Linked DNA regions of Homo sapiens: region 1 is linked to region 2. A link is a loop called in an ENCODE intact Hi-C map of the cell type or tissue named here. Cell type or tissue: sigmoid colon. All regions are shown on one strand. Each heading gives the region's core, and the rest is flanking DNA. Links, peaks and the distances in the headings are about the cores only. Region 1 holds the start of KCNA7 (potassium voltage-gated channel subfamily A member 7). Region 2 overlaps TRPM4 (transient receptor potential cation channel subfamily M member 4).

What was found. Peaks named below come from ENCODE experiments on the same cell type or tissue, not always from the same donor. Only the 100,000 strongest peaks of a DNase experiment are listed, where the experiment ranks them.
Region 1: it touches region 2 in a loop (5-fold over the local background); 13 of 110 quality-filtered maps call a loop at or near these places.

The regions. Positions count from the first base shown.
Region 1 is chr19:49,070,198-49,079,769 of GRCh38, forward strand. It overlaps KCNA7 (potassium voltage-gated channel subfamily A member 7), which reads right to left and starts at 2,502. Exons shown (of 2, transcript NM_031886.3): 1 at 1,834-2,502; 2 at 1-681. The coding sequence starts at 2,388. RefSeq lists enhancers at 1,393-1,894, 1,895-2,394 and a silencer at 3,861-4,020. In sigmoid colon, for the core only: a CTCF peak has its summit at 4,836 (motif pointing right); a DNase peak (open chromatin) is centred at 4,864; H3K27me3 peaks cover 3,827 bases.
Region 2 is chr19:49,203,374-49,212,945 of GRCh38, forward strand. It overlaps TRPM4 (transient receptor potential cation channel subfamily M member 4), which reads left to right. Exons shown (of 25, transcript NM_017636.4): 21 at 6,836-7,032; 22 at 7,337-7,469; 23 at 7,642-7,714; 24 at 7,791-7,896; 25 at 8,121-8,463. The coding sequence ends at 8,125. Among named protein-coding and RNA genes, the nearest start is that of TRPM4, 50 kb to the left of the region's middle. RefSeq lists an enhancer at 7,258-7,896. In sigmoid colon, for the core only: a CTCF peak has its summit at 5,116 (motif pointing left); DNase peaks (open chromatin) are centred at 4,638, 5,078, 6,898 and 7,268; H3K4me3 peaks cover 1,955 bases; H3K27ac peaks cover 873 bases.

The DNA.
Region 1 (9,572 bases), core at 853-8,852, 130 kb before region 2:
CATCCCAGCCTCTTCGCCCTCTGTCTCCCGGTGATAAAAGTAGCTGAAATTGGAGACAATGACGGGCACTGGCAGGGAAATAGTCAGCACGCCCGCAATGGCACACAGAGAGCCCACTATCTTGCCACCCACAGTGACGGGTGCCATGTCTCCATAGCCAACTGTAGTCATGGTGACTACCGCCCACCAGAAGGACTCAGGGATGCTAGTGAAATGGGAGTCCACCCGGTCAACTTCGGCAAAGTAGACGGCGCTGGAAAAGAGGACCACACCGATGAAGAGGAAAAAGATGAGGAGGCCCAGCTCACGCATGGAGGCCCGAAGCGTCTGGCCCAAGATTTGCAGGCCCTTTGAGTGCCGGGACAGCTTGAAGATGCGGAAGACACGCACCAATCGGATGACTCTCAGGATGGCCAGTGACATGGCCTGCTGGCCCACCCCTCGCTGCCGGGCCAGCTCGGTGCCCAGTGCCACAAAGTAGGGAAGGATAGCCACAAAATCGATGAGGTTCATCACGTTCTTGAAGAAGATAGCCTTGCTTGGACAGACCAGGAGGCGTACCAGCAGCTCAAAGGAGAACCAACAAATACACAGCGTCTCCACCACGAAGAACGGGTCATTGAAGGGCAGGCGGGGTGGATTTCCAGGCATTTGGCTGGAGCCATTCAGCGGAGCGGGGAACTGCAGGGAGGAAAGTGTTCAGGGAGGGTCAGGCTGGGGCTAGGACACGGGGACAGCCTTAATCATCATTTAAATACCCAGCTCCTCTTTACACATTGGTCAGTAGCCGCTGCGCCAAGGCCCTCCGTGACCTGGTTATCCCAGACTTCCTCCCAGGATCCCAGGGATCATCCCTGGGCCGCTGACTTTCTGGTTGCCTGACCTGGTGGGTGGCTGGAGACGTGGTCCCTGCCCCTTCATGCGTGGGAACTCATGTTTGAGTAGGGTGCAACCTCTTCTCTCTCAAAGTCCCGCCTCCAGTGTTGATTTTCTAGATGGGGAGCATCCCTGCCCTGGCCCCACCACCTTGTGCCTAGCTTTTCCTTGCCCTCCACAGTCCCAGCCCAGAGTATAATGCGGCTGGGCGCGGTGGCTCACGTCTGTAATCCCAGCACTTTGGGAAGCCGAGGCGGGCGGATCACGAGGTCAGGAAATAGAGACCATCCTGGCCAACACGGTGAAACCCCATCTCTACTAAAAATACAAAAATTAGCCGGGCGTGGTGGCCTGCACCTGTAATCCCAGCTACTTGGGAGGCTAAGGCAGGAGAATCGCTTGAACCCGGGAGGCAGACCTTGCAGTGAGCCGAGATAGCGCCATTGCACTCCAGCCTGGGCGACAGAGCAAGACTCTGTCTCACAGGAAATAAAAAAAAAAAGACCTTCTCTGCAAGCCGAGCCCTAGGCCCCCTCCTCTGGCCCCTCAACCTGGCTTTCTTTCCATAGATTCCTCCTACTGTCGCCCCTCGGGCTCCAGCACCCTCAGCTGGAGTTATTCAGGGCCTGGCTTTCACCACCCAGCCGCACAGACTCCGGAGTTTTCAGGCTCTCCTTGGCCCCCCTCAGCTGTGATTTTTAAGGTTCCTGTCCTCCTACCCCTTGCATCAAGGGCCCTGCCCTCTTCACGCCGGGTTTCTCACTGACCTCAACCCCACCTTCTGATGGGGCAGGTCCTCCGACCCGGATCCTCAGGCCCCGCCTCCCGCCCACCCTGTCTTCGGCTGGCCCACCCCTCGCAGCCCCTGGCCCCGCCTTATGATTGGCCAGGTCCCCTCTGGACCCCGCCCATCTCCTCCCAAACCCCGCCCGTCTCCACCCACGCCCCGCCTCTCACCGGGCCGGCTGCGGCTGCAGCAGCAAGCCCCGTGCCGTCGCGGTCGTCGCGGAAGTCAGGCAGCGTCTCGAGGCAGAAGACGACGATGGAGACGAGGATGACCAGCACGGAGACTACGGCGAGCACGCGCGCGGCCTGAGAGCTCTCGGGAAACTCGAAAAGCAGCCACAGCTGGCGGGCGAAGGCGCGGCGGGGCAGGGGGCGCTCGGGCGGCACCGGGCAGCCCTCGTCCTCGCGCAGGCGTGCCAGGGCCGCCGCGCCCAGCCCGTAGAAGGCCACCTCTTCCAGGAAGACGTCGAGCGGCACGTGCGCCGGCCGCCGCAGCCGCCCACCGGACTGGTAGTAGTAGAGCACGGCGTCGAAGCTGGGCCGGTGCCGGTCGAAGAAATACTCGCGGCGCGCGTCGTCGTAGAAGCGGCCGCGGCGCGCTGGGTCCCCTAGCAGAGTGTCCGGGAAGCGGCCCAGCGTGCGCGCCCGCGTCTCGAAGCGCAGCCCGGCCACGTTGAGCACCAGCCGCTCGCAGCAGCCGCACGGCGGCGGGCACCGCGGCTCCATGGCGCGCGCAGCCCCGGCGACCCGCGAACCGACGTGTGGCCCCGACGCCCGGCCCCGGTGCGGCCCCGCCTCGGCCGCCTCGGCCGCCGCCGCCGCCGCCCCAGCCCGGTGTCCGGTGTCCGGTGTCCGCGCGTAAAAATAGCCCGGCAGGGCGGCTAGGGCGCGAGGGAGGGGGCACTGTGACCCCGGCGGGGCGGAGGGCGACAGGGCGACCGCGCGCCCTCTGCCGGGACGCCCGCCCTGCCCTGCCCCGCCGCCGCCGCCGCCCGCGCCTGCTCTGCGCCTTTCCCGTCCCGGGGTCCCCTTTCTCTCCGTCCTTCTGCCGCCGGGATCCTGTCCTGCGTCTCTCCAAGTTTCCGTGTGCGTGTGTTTCGTCAGAATCAGGCTTCAGTTGCAGTCGCCTCTTTTCTTTTCTCTTTCTTCTTTCTTTCTGTCTTTTTTTTTTTTTTTTTTTTTGAGACACAGTTTCCCTCTGTCGCCCGGGCTGGAGTGCAGTGGCGCGATCTCGGCTCACTGCAACAACCTCCACCTCCCGGGATCAAGCGATTCTCGTGCCTCAGCCTCCCTAGTAGCTGGAATTACAGGCGCCACCAAGCCCAGCTAATTTTTTTTCTTTTTTCTTTTTTAGTTGAGAAGGGGTTTCACCATGTTGGCCAGGCAGGTCTGGTACTCCCGACCTCAAGTGATCTGCCCTCCTTGGCCTCCCGAATTGCTGGGGTTACAAGCGTGAGCCACGGCGCCCGGCCTGGAGTCGCCCTGTTTGCACCTTTGTCTCTCACTCTCTTGTGTGTCTGTGTCCGGCTGTCCCCTCTGGGTCTCTGTCTCTTTTGGGATGTATCTCTGAGTATCTCTATGGGTCATTTATTTCTGAGATTCGTCGTTCTGGGGGCCTCTGTATGGGTCCCTCTGCCAGCCTCTACGTCTCGGTCTCCGCCTTTATTTTGACTCTTGGTCTGTCTCCGTTTATCTCTTGTCTCTCTTGGTCTCTTTGTCTCTCCTCTCTAGGTCTCTTTTTGCTCATTATCTCTTAGCCCTCCATGTCTCTGTCTCAGGGTTCCTCGGCCGCTCCCCTTTGGGTCTCCCCTTGGGGTCTCTAGAGGACTTAGGGTCTCCGGAGTCATATCTCTTGATCTCTCCCTGACCATCACTCCATGTGGGTGCTGCCACAGTCCCGGTGGCTGTCCCATCCTAGGGTCACTCTGGCAGCTGCAAACCACTGAGCATGTGCACACACGCCCCATTCTCTCCCCAGAGTTCGCTCCAGAGTCTCCACCTGGATTCTTCGCAAGACTTTCTGAGACCTAGCAGGACCTGAGCTGCGGCTATGACTCTGGCAAAAGGAGTCTGGTCTTGCCGGAACGGGCGGGGGTTGGGGGTGTGGGCCGGGGAGATGCCACAGGGTCATTTTCAGGAACTGAAGGGCGCAGAGACAAGACGGTGGCCTTCTAGCCACTGGTGTCCGGTGACACTGCATAAAAATAGCTCCATCAGATGGGCTTGGGGGAAGTGGAGGGGTTTGATCACTGAGACTCCCAGGAAAGAAGTCCTGGTCGCCCTCTGCTGGGGGTGTGGAGAGAGGTAGGTACTAAGGGTTCGAACGCCCTGCTAATCCTGGCACTCTTTCTCTTCCTGTCTTCCTTCCTTCCATTCCTTCTCTCTTCTTTTCTTCTTTCTTTCTTTCTTTTTTTTTTTTTCTTGAGAGGAGTTTCCCTCTTGTTGTCCAGGCTAGAGTGTGGGGACGTGATCTCAGCTCACTGCAACCTCCGCCTGCCAGTTTCAAGCGATTCTCCTGCCTCAGTCTCCTGAGTAGCTGGGACTCCAGGCACCCGTCACCACACCCACCTAATTTTTGTATTTTTAGTAGAGACAGGGTTTCACCATGTTGGCCAGGCTGGTCTCGAACTCCTGACCTCGTGACCGCCTGCCTTGGCCTCCCAAAGTTCTGGGATTACAGACGTGAGCCACTGCACCCGGCCTTTTCTTTCTTTTTCTTTTTCTTGAGACGGAGTCTTGCAGTCGCCCAGGCTAGAGTGCAGTGTTGCGATCTTGGCTCACTGCAACCTCCGCCTCCTGAATTCAAGCAATTCTCCTGCCTTAGCCTCTGGAGTAGCTGGGATTACAGGCGCCCACCACACGCGGCTAATTGTTTGTGGGCGGCAAGCCACCCAGGTGCCGAGGCAAGAGACCGAGGGCACGAGCTGTTCCAGTATAATAAAATATATAAAATAAGAATAGTTATAGTAGATATAGATCATAGATATGATTATATATGAATATCATTAATCATTAGTTTGTAGCAATTACTCTTTATTCCAATATTATAATAATCCTCGCTCTACAATCATAACCTAGGAAAAACCAGGCCATACAGAGATAGGAGCTGAGGGGACATAGCGAGAAGTGACCAGAAGACAAGAGTGCGAGCCTTCTGTTATGCCTGGACAGGGCCACCAGAGGGCTCCTTGGTCTAGCGGTAACACCAGCGTCTGGGAACACGCCCGTTGCCAAGTGGACCATGGTCTAGTGGTAGCCTCAGTGCCAAGGAAAACCACCCGCTACTTAGCAGACCAGGAAAGGGAGTCTCTCTTTCCCTGGGGGAGTTTAGAGAAGACTCTACCCCTCCACCTCTTGTGGAGGGCCTGACATCAGTCAGGCTCACCCGCAGTTACCCAGAGGCCTAACCATCTCCCTGTGATGCTGTGCTTCAGCTCCTAGTCCGCTTTCATGTTCCATCCTGTACACCTGGCTCTGCCTTCTAGATAGCAGTAGCAAATTAGTGAAAGTACTAAAAGTCTCTGATATGCAGAAATAATGGCGTAAGCTGTCTCTCTTTCTCCTCTCTCTCTGCCTCGGCTGCCAGGCAGGGAAGGGCTCCCTGTCCAGTGGATACGTGACCCAGGGGACCTTACCTATCCTTGGAGATGTCTCACACTCCTCACCCTGCCTCTTTGTCTTATATCCAATAAATATCAGCACAGCCAGGCATTCGGGGCCACTACCGGTCTCTGTGTCTTGGTGGTGGTGGTTCCCCGGGCCCAGCTGTCTTTTCTTTTATCTCTTTGTCTTGTGTCTTTATTTCCACAATCTCTCGTCTCTGCAAACGGAGAAAAACCCACCGACCCTGTGGGGCTGGACCCTACAATTGTTGTATTTTTAGTAGAGACAAGGTTTTGCCATGTTGGCCAGGCTGGTCTTGAACTCCTGACTTCAGGTGATCTGCCCGCCTCGGCCTCCCAAAGTGCTGGGATTACAGGCATGAGCCACCTCACCCGGCCCTTTTCTTTTCTTTCTTTCTCTCTCTCTTTCTTTCTTTCTTTATTTTTTGAGACAGGGTCTCAGTCTGTTGCCCAGGCTGGAGTCTAGTGGCACAATCTTGGCTCACTGCAGCCTCGACTTTCTGGGCTCAAACGATCCTCCCACTTCTTTTTTTTTTTTTTTTTTTTGAGACGGAGTTTCGCTCTTGTCACCCAGGCTGGAGTGCAATGGTGCAATCTCGGTTTACCACAGCCTCCGCCTCCCAGGTTCAAGTGATTCTCCTGCCTCAGCCTCTCAAGTAGCTGGGATTGCAGGCATGTGTCACCATGCCCAGCTAATTTTGTATTTTTAGTAGAGACTAAAATACATGTTCTCCATGTTGATCAGTCTGGTCTCGAACTCCTGACCTCAGGTGATACGCCCACCTTGGCCTCCCAAAGTGCTGAGATTACAGGCATGAGCCACCCCACCTGGCCCCTCCCACCTCTTCTAAGTAACTGGGACTATAGGCGTGAGCCACCATGCATGGCTATTTTTTGTAATTTTTGTAGAGACAGGGTCTTGCTATGTTGCCCACGCTGCTCTTCTACTCCTGAGCCCAAGCAATCCACCGTACTAGGCCTCTCCAAGTGCTAGGATTACAGGTGTAAGCCACTGCACCCACCCTGTCTGGGATTCTATGTCCCCTGGACTTCTATGTCCCTCTCTCTAGGTCTCTATCTTCCCTCTGTCTGGGTCTGTGTCCATTTATTTCACGGTCTTTGGCCTTCTCTATCTCTCTCTGTCCACCATCTTTCTGGTCTCTGTCTCCTATTTTCTCCCATTCTCGTTTTTTTTTTTTTTTTTTTTTTTTTTTTTGAGTCACAGTCTCGCTCTTGTTGCCCAGGCTGGAGTGCAGTGGCACGATCTCAGCTCACTGCAAGCTCCACCTCCCAGGTTCATGCCATTCTCCTGCCACAGCCTCCCGAGTGGCTGGGACTACAGGCGCCCGCCACTACGCCTGGCTAATTTTTTGTATTTTTAGTAGAGACGGGGTTTCACCGTGTTAGCCAGGATGGTCTCAATCTCCTGACCTCGTGATCCACCCACCTTGGCCTCCCAAAGTGCTGGGATTACAGGCGTGAGCCACCATGCCCAGCCTTTTTTTTTTTTTTTTTTTTTTTTTTTGAGATGGAGCCTTGCTCTGTCGCCCAGGCTGGAGTGCAGTGGTGTGATCTCGGCTCACTGCAACCTCCACCTCCTGGGTTCAAGTGATTCTCCTGCCTCAGCCTCCTGAGTAGCTGGGATTACAGGTGTGCGCAACCACACCAGGCTAATTTTTGTATTTTTAGTAGAGATGGGGTTTCACCATGTTGGCCAGGCTGGTCTCGAACTTCTGACCTCATGATCCGCCCACCTCGGCCTCCCAAAGTGCTGGGATCACAAGCGTGAGCCACCACACCCAACCTAATTTTTGTATTTTTAGTAGAGATGAGGTTTCACCATGTTGGCTAGGCTGGTCTCGAACTCCTGACCTTAAGTGATCCACTTGACTTGGCCTCCCAAAGTGCTGAGATTATAGGCGTGCACCACCGCACCCAGCCAAGGTGCCATTTTTTTGCTCAGGAAGTTAGAACAAAACTTAAAAGGTGGGTCAGGCACAGTGGCTCACTCCTATAATCCCATCACTTTGGGAGGCCGAGGTGGCTGGATTGCCTGAGGTCAGGAGTTCAAGACAAACCTAGTAAACATGGTGAAACCCCATTTCTACTAAAAATACAAAAATAAGCTGGGCCGGGTGGCTCGCGCCTGTAATCCCAGCTACTCTGGAGGCTGAGGTAGGAGAATCACTTGAACCTGGGAGGTGGAGGTTGCAGTGACCTGAGATGGCACCACTGCACTCCAGCCTGGGCAACAGAGTGAGACTCTGTCTCAAAAACAAAACAAAACAAAAAGCCAGGTGTGGTCATGCACATCAGTAATCCAGCTACTTGGGAGGCTGAGGTGGAAGGGTCATTTGAGCCAAGGAAGTCAAAGCTGCAGTGAGCTATGATCACACCACTGCACTCCAGCCTGGGTGACAAAGCAAGACCCTGTCTCAAAAAAATAAAAGATAAAAAATTAAGGCTGATGAGTTAGGGATATTATCTTGGATCATTTGGGTAGGCCCACTAATCATAAGGGTCTTTAAAAGAGGGACGTGGCTGGGTGCAGTGGCTCACTCCTGTAATCCCAGCACTTTGGGAGCCTGAGGCAGGTGGATCACCTGAGGCCAGGAGTTCAAGACCAGACCGGCCAACATGGCAAAACCCCATCCCTACTAAAAATAACAAAAATTAGCTGGACATGGTGGTGGGCGCCTGTAATCCCAGCGACTGGGGAGGCTGAGGCAGGAGAATCACTTGAACCCAGAAGGTGGAGGCTGCAGTGCACTGAGATTGAGCCACCGCACTCCAGCCTGGGCAACAGAGTGAGACTCTGTCTCACAAATAAAAAATCAAAAAAAAAGAGGGATGCAGGAAGGTCTGATTCATGGAAGATGTGAGGATGGACATAGAGGTCAGAGAAGAGAGGATGCCATGGTGCTGGCTTTGAAGTTTGAAGACGGAGGAACGGCCATGAGCCAAGGAATGGGGGCGGCTTCCCGAAGCTTGAAAAGGCAAGGAAACAGACTCTCCCCTAGAGCCTCCAGAGGAAACAGAGCCCTGTTTTCGACGTCTAACCTCTAGAATTGCATTCTAATAAACTTGTGTTGTTTTAAGCCACTAAGTTCGTGGTAAGTTGTTGTAGCGGCAACAAGAAAATAATACAGTCAGACTCTCCAATTCCTCAGAGTCATTCTCTGAGGTTATGGTAGCATTTGTTTTATTTTATTTTATTTTATTTATTTATTTATTTTTGAGACGGAGTCTCGCTCTGTCGCCCAGGCTGGAGTGCAGTGGCGGGATCTCGGCTCACTGCAAGCTCCGCCTCCCGGGTTCACGCCATTCTCCTGCCTCAGCCTCCCAAGTAGCTGGGACTACAGGCGCCCGCCACTACGCCCGGCTAATTTTTTTGTATTTTTAGTAGAGACGGGGTTTCACCGTTTTAGCCGGGATGGTCTCGATCTCCTGACCTCGTGATCCGCCCGCCTCGGCCTCCCAAAGTGCTGGGATTACAGGCGTGAGCCACCGCGCCCGGCCTATTTTATTTATTTTTTGAGACAGAATCTCACTCTGTTGCCCAGGCTGGAGTGCAGTGGTGCGATCTCGGTTCACTGCAACCTCCGCCTCCTGGGTTCAAGCAAGTCTTCTGCTTCAGCCTCCTGAGTAGTTGAGATTACAGGTGTGCGCCACCATGCCCGGCTAATTTTCTTTAAAATTTTTGGTAGAGATAAGGTCTCACTATGTTGTCCAGGCCGATCTTAAATTCCTGGGCTCAAACAATCCTCTGGCCTCAGCCTCCCAAAGCGCTAGGATTACATGTGTGAGCCACTGGCCCTGCTCTGCCTTTTTTTTTTTTTTTTTTTTTTTTTTTTGAGATGGAGTCTCACTCTGTCACCCAGTCTGGAGTGCAGTGGCCCAATCTTGGCTCACTGCAACTTCCACCTCCACAGACGCGTGCCACCACGCCCGGCTAAAATTTTTTTTGTATTTTAAGTAGAGATGGGGTTTCACTGTGTTATCCAGGCTGGTCTCAATTTCCTGACCTTGTGATCCACCTGGCTTGGCCTCCCAAAGTTCTGGGATTACAGGCATGAGCCACCGTGCCCGGGCTAATTTTTGGTCTCAATATGTTGGCCAGGCTGGTCTCGAACTCCTGACCTGAGGTAATCCTCCCACATCAGCCTTCCAAAGCGCTGGGATTACAAGTGCGAGCTATTGTGTTGGGCCTGTTTTGTTTCATTTTCACTTTGAACTATTTGTAGCCTTACAGAAGAGTTGCAAAGATTGTACAGACATTTAAAAAAT
Region 2 (9,572 bases), core at 946-8,945:
TTTCACCGTGTTAGCCAGGATGGTTTCGATCTCCTGACCTTGTGATCCGCCCGCCTTGGCCTCCCAGAGTGCTGGGATTACTGACATGAGCCACCGCGGCCGGAGTTGATTTTTACCATTTTTAAGTGTACAAGTCAGTGACATTAATTACATTTACAGTACTCTCCAACCATCACCACTATCTATTTTCAATACGTTCTATCACCCAGAACAGAAAGTGTGTCCCCATGAAACAGCAACTCCCCACTTCCCCTCCCCACAGGTCTTAGTAACCTCCAGTGTATTTTCTGTCTCTATGGATTTAGTCTAGATGTTTCATGTAAGTGGAATTATGCGATATTTGTCTTTTGGTGTCTGGCTGATTTTACTGAGCATGTTTTCAAGGCTCATCCCTGTTGTAGTGTGCATCAGAACTTCATTCATTCCGTTTTATGAATGAGTAATATTCTATTGTACAAATAGACCACATTTGGGCCCAGCGTGGTGGCTCATGCCTGTAATCCCAGCACTTTGGGAGGCCTAGGCGGGTGGATCACCTGAGGTCAGGAGTTCGAGACCAGCCTGGCCAACGTGGCAGGACCCCCTTTTTACTAAAAATACAAAAATTAGCTGGGCTCATGTCTGTAATTCCAGCTACTTGGGAGGCTCAGGCACGAGAGTCGCTTGAACCCAGGAGGCGGAGGCTACAGTGAGCCAAGATCGTGCCACTGCACTCCAGCCTGGGCAACAGAGCGAGACTCCATCTCAAAAAAAGAAGACCACATTTGATTTACCCGCTCATCTGTTGATGAACACTTGGGTTCTTTCTGCCTTTTGGCTATTGTGACTAATGTTTGTTGGAACATTGGCATGCAAGTATCTATTTGAATCCTTGTTTTTATTTCCTTTGGGTGTGTATCTCAAAGTGGAATTCCTCGGTCATGTGGTAATTCTATGTATAGCTTTTTGAGAAACCACCAAACTGGTTTCCACAGCAGCTGCACCATTTTCCATTCTCACCAGCAGTGTATGAGGGTTTTAATTTCTCCACATCCTAGCCAACACTTGTTATTTTCCTTTTGTAAAAATTATAGTCATCCAGCTGGGTGTAGTGGCTCATGCCTGTAATCCCAGCACTTTGGGGGGCTGAGGTGGGAGGATTGCTTGAGCACAAGAGTTCGAGACCAGCCTGGGCAACATAGCGAGGCTGCTGTCTCTACCAAAACACCAGAAATGAGATACCACTTCACACCTGCAGCCTCAACCTCCTGGGCTCAAGTGATCCTCCCACCTCAGCCTCCCAAGTAGCTGGGACTACAGTTACGTGCCACCATACCTGGCTTGTTTTTTTAATTTTTTTTTTACTTTTATTTTATTTATTTATTTTTAGTAGAAACGGGGTTTCACCATGTTATCCAGGATGGTCTCGATCTCCTGACCTTGTGATCCACCCATCTCGGCTGGATCCCAAAGTGCTGGGATTACAGGCGTGAGCCACCGTGCCCAGCGGCTATTTTTTTTTTTTTTAATGAAACTCCTTTTTAATCCTATGTTAGGTCTCTCTGTTTGCTTCCTTTCTTGTTGGCATGATTTTTGCTGAGAAAATATAAAATTTCATTGGCTTTGGTTGTTTTTTTTTTTTTTTTTTTTTCAGAGATGGGGTCTTACTATATTGCCCAGGCTGATCTTGAACCCCTGGGCTCAAGCAGTCCTCTTGCCTTGGCCTTCCAAAGTGCTGGGATTATAGGCACAAGCCCCTGTGCTGGACCTATTGTATTAGTTTCCTAGGGCCGCCAGAGTACCAAAAACTGTGTGGCTTTAAATCACAGAAATTGTCTCACAATTCTGGATGCTAGAGGTCCAAAATCAAGGCATCCGTCAAGCTGTTTTCTTCTGAGGGATGTCGGGGAGAGTCTGTTCCATGCCCCTCCTGTCACGTCTAGTGCTTTGCTGGCCATCTTTGGCTTCTAGTTGCGTCATTGAAACTTCTGCTTTCATCTTCCAGATTTCCCCTTTTAATAAAACGTTACTTAAATTGGATTAGGGACCATGCTAATAACTTCATTTTAACTTGATCACATGTGTAAACTCTATTTCCGAATAAAGCCACATATTTCATAAATAAAAAATTTAAAAAGGTCTCATTCTGAGGCACTATGGGTTATGACTTCAACTTTTTTTTTTTTTTTTTTTTTTTTTTGGAGACAGAGTCTTGCTCTGTCACCCAGGTTGGAGTGCAATGGCGTGATCTCGGCTCACTGCAACCTCCACCTCCTGGGTTCAAGGGATTCTCCTGCCTCAGCCTCCCGAGTAGCTGGGATTACAGGTGCCTGCCACTATACACAGCTAATTTTTGTATTTTTAGTAGGGACGGGGTTTCACCATGTTGCCCAGGCCGATCTCAAACTCCTGACCTCAGGTGATGCACCTGCCTCGGCCTCCCAAAGTGCTGGGATTACAGCCGTGAGCCACTGGACCCGGCCGGACTTCAACATATCTTTAGCGGGATACAATTCAATGCATGACACTCATAGATTTATGAGTTTATTTCTGGACTTTCAATTCTATTCCACTGGATTGCGTCTATCCTTATGCCAGAACCACACAGTTTTTTGGGTTTTTTTTGAGACGGAGTCTCGCTCTTGTCACCCAGGCGGGATTGCAGTGGCACGATCTCTGCTCACTGCAACATCCGCATCCTGGATTCAAACGATTCTCCTAACTCAGCCTCCTGAGTAGCTGGGATTACAGGCACCTGCCACCACGCCCGGCTAATTTTTTTGTATTTTTGGTAGAGACAGGGTTTCACCATGTTGGCCAGGCTAGTCTTGAACTCCTGACCTCAGGTGATCTGCCTCGGCTTTCCAAGGTGCTGGGATTACAGGCGTGAGCCACCATGTCTAGCCCACACAGTGTTGATTACTGTAGGTTTGTAGCAAATTTTGACATTGGAAGTATGAGTCTCCTTTGTTATTTTTCAAGATTGTTTTGGCTATTCTGGGCCTCCTGCAATTCTATATGAACTTAAAGATCAGAGTTTCCATGTCTGTCAAAAAGGTTGTTGGAATTTTCTTTTTTTTTCCTTTTTTTTTTTTCTTTTTTTTGAGACAGAGTTTCACTCTTGTTGCCCAGGCTGGAGTGCAATGGCGCGATCTCAGCTCACCACAACCTCTGCCTCCCGGGCTCAAGCGATTCTCCTGCCTCAGCCTCCTGAGTAGCTGGGCTTATAGGCATGTGCCACCACGCCCGGCTAATTTTGTATTTTTAGTAGAGACAGGGTTTCTCCATGTTGGTCAGGCTGGTCTCGAACTCCCGACCTCAGGTGATCCACCCGCCTTGGCCTCCCAAAGTTCTGGGATTACAGGTGTGAGCCACCGCGCCCGGCCAGTTGTTGGAATTTTCCGAGGGATTGCGTTGAATCTGTAGATTGCTTCGGGTAGTATTGATATTTCATCTAGGTGTTCTTTTTAATGCTTTTCCAGCAGTATTTGGTAGTTTTCAGGCTACAAATTGTTCACCCTTTTGGTTAACTTTATTCCTAGGTGCTTAACCTTTAGATACTGTTGTAAGTGGAATTGCTTTCTTAATTTCCTTTTTGGATTGTTCATTGCGGGTGTGTAGAAACACAACTGATTTTTGTGTGATCTTGTACCCTGCAACTTTGCTGAATCTGCAGCCCTAGAAGCTTTCTTGTGATTCTCTGGCATTTCCTATATATAGGATCATGTCATCTGTGAATAGAGATATTTTTACTTCTTCCTTTCCAATTTGGATGCCTTTTATTTTTTTTCTTGTTTAATTGTTCTAGCCAGAACTTCCAGCACAATGTGGAATAGCAGTGGTAAAAGTGGACATCCTTGTCTTGTCCCTGATCTTAGGCAGAAAGCTTTCACTCTTTCACCATTGGGTATGACGGTAGCTGTGGGTTTTTCAGAAGTACCTTTTCTCATGTTGAGAAAGTTTATTTCTATTCCTAGTTTACGATTTTTAAAAATTATGATGCATGGTGGCTTGTGCCTGCAATCACAATACTTTAGGGAGCCAAAGTGGGAGGATCACTTGAGGCCAGGAGTTCAAGACCGACCTGGGCAACATAGTGAGACCTTATCTCAATAAAAAAATAAAAAATTTGCCAGGCGTGGTGGTGCATGCCTGTAGTCCCAGCTACTCAAGAGGCTGAGGTGGGAGGAAGGCTTGAGCCCAGGAGGTCAAGGCTGTGGCTTCAGTGAGCCATGATTTCACCACCATCATGATTGTGCCACCAACAGAGTGAAACCTTGTCTCAAAAAAAAAAAAAAAAAAAAAAAGCCATGCATGGTGGCTCAAGCCTGCAATCCCAGCACTTTGGGAGGCCGAGGTGGGCAGATCATGAGGTCAGGAGATCGAGACCATCCTGGCTAACACGGTTGTAGGGGCCAGCCCTACAAGGTCTGTGGGTTTTTCTCCCCGTGTGCAGAGACAAGAGATTGTAGAAATGAAGACACAAGACAAAGAGATCAAAGAAAAGACAGCTGGGCCTGGGGGACCACTACCACCAAGACGTGGAGACCGACAGTGGCCCCTAATGCCTGGCTGCGCTGTTATTTATTGGATACAAAGCAAAAGGGGCAGGGTAAAGAGTGTGAGTCATCTCCAATGATTGATAAGGTCACGTGAGTCACATGTCCACTGGACAGGGGCCCTTCCCTGTTAGGTAGCCAAGGCGGAGAGAGAGAGGACAGCTTACATCATTATTTCTTCTATGCTCTTTTAAGAAAGATCAAAGACTTTAATACTTTAATACTTTCACTAATTTTGCTACTGCTATCTAGAGGGCAGAGCCAGCTGTACAGAGTGGAACATGAAAGTGAAACAGGAGTGTGACCGCTGAAGCACAGCATCACAGGGAGACGGTTAGGCCCCTGGATAACTGCGGGCGGGCCTGACATCAGTCAGGCCCTCCACAAGAGGTGGTGGAGCAGTCTTCTCTAAACTCCCCCGGGGAAAGGGAGACTCCCTTTCCCGGTCTGCTAAGTAGTGGGTGCTTTTCCTTGGCACTGACGCTACCTCTAGACCACGGTCCGCTTGGTAACGGGAATCTTCCCAGATGCTGGCGTTACCGCTAGACCAAGGAGCCCTCTGGTGGCCCTGTCCAGGAATAACAGAAGGCTCACACTCTGTCTTCTGGTCACTTCTCATCATGCCCCTTCAGCTCCTATCTCTGTATGGCTTGGTTTTTCCTAGGTTATGATTGTAAAGCAAGGATTATTATAATATTGAAATAAAGAGTAATTGCTACAAACTAATGATTGATATTCATATATAATCATATCTATGATCTATATCTAGTATAACTCTTGTTATTTTATATGTTTTATTACACTGGAACAGCTTGTGCCCTCGGTCTCTTGCCTTGGCACCTGGGTGGCTTGCCGCCCACACATGGTGAAACCCCATCTTTACTAAAAATACAAAAAGTTAGCTGAGCGTGGTGGTGGGTGCCTGTAGTCCCAGCTACTCAGGAGGCTGAGGCAAGAGAATGGCATGAACCCAGGAGGCGGAGCTTGCAGTGAGCCGAGATTGTGCCACTGCACTCCAGCCTGTGGGACAGAGCAAGACTCCATCAAAAAAAAAAAAAAAAAATCGTGAAGTGTTGTTGAATTTTGTCAAATGCCTTTTCTGTGTTGGTTGAGAAGATCATATGGCTTCCCCCACACCTTGTTCTATTAATTTGGTGTTTGCATTAATTTTTGTATGTTTAACTACCCTTACTTTCCTAGGATAAATCCCATTTCGTTATGGTATAAAATCCACTTAATGTGCTGCTGAATTAGATTTGCTTGTATTTTTTCAGGATGTTTACATGTATATTCATAAGGGCTACTGCTCTGTAATTTTCTTGTGATATCTTTATCTGGCTTTGGTATTACGGTAATGCTGGCCTCATAGAATGAGTTAGGAAATGTTCTCTCCTTTTCAATCTTTTGGACGAATTTGAGAAACATCCTTGTTATTATAATTCTTCTTTAAATATTTGATAGAATTCACCAGCACAGCCATCTGGTTTTGGGCTTTTCTTTATTGAAACGTTTTTGATTCAATCTCTTATGATAATTCTACTGAGATTTTCTGTTTTTTCTTGAGTCAGCTTAGCTAATTTGTGTGTTCCTAGGAATTTGTCCATTTCATTTATCTAGTTTGTTGACATATAATTGTTGATAGTATTCTCATACAATCCTTTTTATTTCGGTAAGGTCAGTAGTAATGTCTCCATTTTCATTTCTGATGTTAGTTATTTGTGTCCAGGCTAACTTTGGAGCCCAACTTTAACCTGACTTCAACCTCCACCTTATACCGTGATACCATCCCAACTTGACCTCTGACATCTGACCCTTGGCCCTTCTAAACTGACTTTTTTTTTTTTTTTTTTTTTTTGAGATGGAGTCTTACTCTGTCTCCCAGGCTGGAGTGCAGTGGCACGATCTCAGCTCACTGCAACCTCCACCTCCTGGGTTCAAGCGATTCTCCTGCCTCAGCCTCCCCAGTAGCTGGGATTACAGGTGCCCACCACCACGCCTGGCTAATTTTTGTATTTTTAGTAGAGATGGGGCTTCACCATGTTAGCCAGGCTGGTCTCGAACTCCTGACCTGAGGTGATCCGCCCACTCCGGCCTCCCAAAGTGCTGGGACTACAGGCGTGACCAAACGCCCTTGGCTCTAACCTGACTTCTAATCGCATCCTGTAACCTCTGACTTTAGTGATCTTGACTTCTGTCTGCTGCTATAGACTGAACAATTATTGCCTGGCATCTAACCTTCGTCCTTGCCCCTGGCTGGGCCCTGACCTCAAGTGACCTTTGACCTCTGGCCTTTGCAGTTACACATTCGGCAAAGTACAGGGCAACAGCGATCTCTACTGGAAGGCGCAGCGTTACCGCCTCATCCGGGAATTCCACTCTCGGCCCGCGCTGGCCCCGCCCTTTATCGTCATCTCCCACTTGCGCCTCCTGCTCAGGCAATTGTGCAGGCGACCCCGGAGCCCCCAGCCGTCCTCCCCGGCCCTCGAGCATTTCCGTAAGAACAGAGCTTGGCTTAAAAAGGAGAAATATAGGGGACCGGGAGCCTGGAAGGCGAGGGGAAGGGGGCATGCCCCAAATGACTAACGGGCGTGGCTTAGGTAGCGAGGGGCGGGGTTTAAGCAACAAGGGGCGGAGCTTAAGCACTGAGGGGCAGTGCTTACGGGTGAGGGGCGGGGCATGTTCTCGAATCACCAGGGGCTGGGTCTGGGATAGCGTGCGTGTTCTGAGGGTGTCGGAAGGGGCAGCTGGGATTGGGAAGGGGCGTGGCCTGAGCCCTTTGACTCCGCCCGCCCCTGCAGGGGTTTACCTTTCTAAGGAAGCCGAGCGGAAGCTGCTAACGTGGGAATCGGTGCATAAGGAGAACTTTCTGCTGGCACGCGCTAGGGACAAGCGGGAGAGCGACTCCGAGCGTCTGAAGCGCACGTCCCAGAAGTGAGAGCGGGGCCTGGTCGGGGATGGGGCTTCTGGCCTGGGGCGGATCCTGACTTCAGCTGAAGGCAGGGTCCTGGGAGGGAGGGAGAGAGGGAGGAGGCCCGGGAAGCAGGCAGAGCCCTGGGGGTGGGTGGGCTGCGGGTGCCCCCGGTAAGAGGCCCTCCCTTCTCAGGGTGGACTTGGCACTGAAACAGCTGGGACACATCCGCGAGTACGAACAGCGCCTGAAAGTGCTGGAGCGGGAGGTGAGGCCTTGGGGCCTGGCTGGGGGACTGTGGCAGGGGTCCCATCTCCCGCTCTGACATTCCTCCCATTCCGCAGGTCCAGCAGTGTAGCCGCGTCCTGGGGTGGGTGGCCGAGGCCCTGAGCCGCTCTGCCTTGCTGCCCCCAGGTGGGCCGCCACCCCCTGACCTGCCTGGGTCCAAAGGTCAGTGTGTAGCATCAGCCTGTGCATCTCCAGCCTCTGTTCCTGTATTTTTGCGTGTTTTTCTCTCTCGGCACCTTTCCAGTGTCCCTGGGTCACTCTCTTGGTCTCCTTTGAGCCTTTTGTACTCTCGCCTTCGTCTTTCTTCTTTTTTGCCAGTCTCCCAGTTTTTCTGTCTCTCCCCTTCCCTGCCAATCACCTGCTCTCTCTTTTCTCTCTTCCCCCAGACTGAGCCCTGCTGGCGGACTTCAAGGAGAAGCCCCCACAGGGGATTTTGCTCCTAGAGTAAGGCTCATCTGGGCCTCGGCCCCCGCACCTGGTGGCCTTGTCCTTGAGGTGAGCCCCATGTCCATCTGGGCCACTGTCAGGACCACCTTTGGGAGTGTCATCCTTACAAACCACAGCATGCCCGGCTCCTCCCAGAACCAGTCCCAGCCTGGGAGGATCAAGGCCTGGATCCCGGGCCGTTATCCATCTGGAGGCTGCAGGGTCCTTGGGGTAACAGGGACCACAGACCCCTCACCACTCACAGATTCCTCACACTGGGGAAATAAAGCCATTTCAGAGGAATCGTGTCCGGAGGCTTGATTCCTGGGGGAGCTGGTGGGTGTCTAGATCCAGGATGGGAGCTGGAGCTGGGGTGTTGGGTTTGGGGTTCTTGGTGGATTTGCTGCTGTAATTCAGATATTTTGGAGTCCGTTTCCTCCCTTGAGCCCCATTGTTCTTGCCGGAGACCCAGCACTTCTGTCTGCACTGTTCTGACGGCTCTCGCTTCAGTAGGACAAGACCCCATCTGTACCCCCTCCCACCCAGTTTCAACTTTCCAGTGGAAAAATAACTCAGTGATAATAAGCAAATTATTTCCTGGAATGGAGGTGGGTGGGTGTTGTGTACATCTGCTTTGGCAATAGGGAAACGGATGATGCAAATTTGAGTAGATAAATGCATACGTGTCTTTAAAAAGTCTAATTAGTGGGAAATTGCAGGCCAGGCGCACACAGGGTTGAGGCAAATATGTGTGATTATACATGCAGCTTAACTAAATAACCCATAACAAGCTAAACTGGTAATGACAAGGTTGAACTGACAGCAATCATTAGTTAAATAGCAAGAAAGCCACCAACAACCAACACATCCAAAAATCAAAACCAAACATCCTTCCTCCAAATTGGAGGAGATCCAAGTATCTGTCACCGTGGGTGCAGAGTAGCGTTGAAACATTGCCAAGTGTTGTGTGGCAACTGCAACTTCTCTGGAAGATGCTGAGTTAGTTCTCACCAACCCAAGTAGTAATAATCACTGTAATGTAACCTACTTCCTTCCTTCCTTCCTTCCTTCCTTCCTTCCTTCCTTCCTCCCTCCCTCCTTTCCTCCCTTCCTCCCTCCTTCCCTCCCTCCTTCTTCCTTCCTTTCTTTTCTTCTTTTTTTTTTTTTTTTTTTTTGAGACAGAGTCTCTCTCTGTCACCCAGGCTGGAGTGCAGTGGCACGATCTCAGGTCACTGCAACCTCCGCTTCCTGGGTTCAAGCAGTTCTCCTACCTCAGCCTCTGGAGTAGCTAGGATTACAGGTGCCCGCCACCATGCCCGGCTAATTTTTGTATTTTTGGTAGAGACGGGGTTTCACCATGTTGGCCAGGCTGGTCCCAAACTCCTCATCTCAGGTGATCTGCCTGCCTCGGC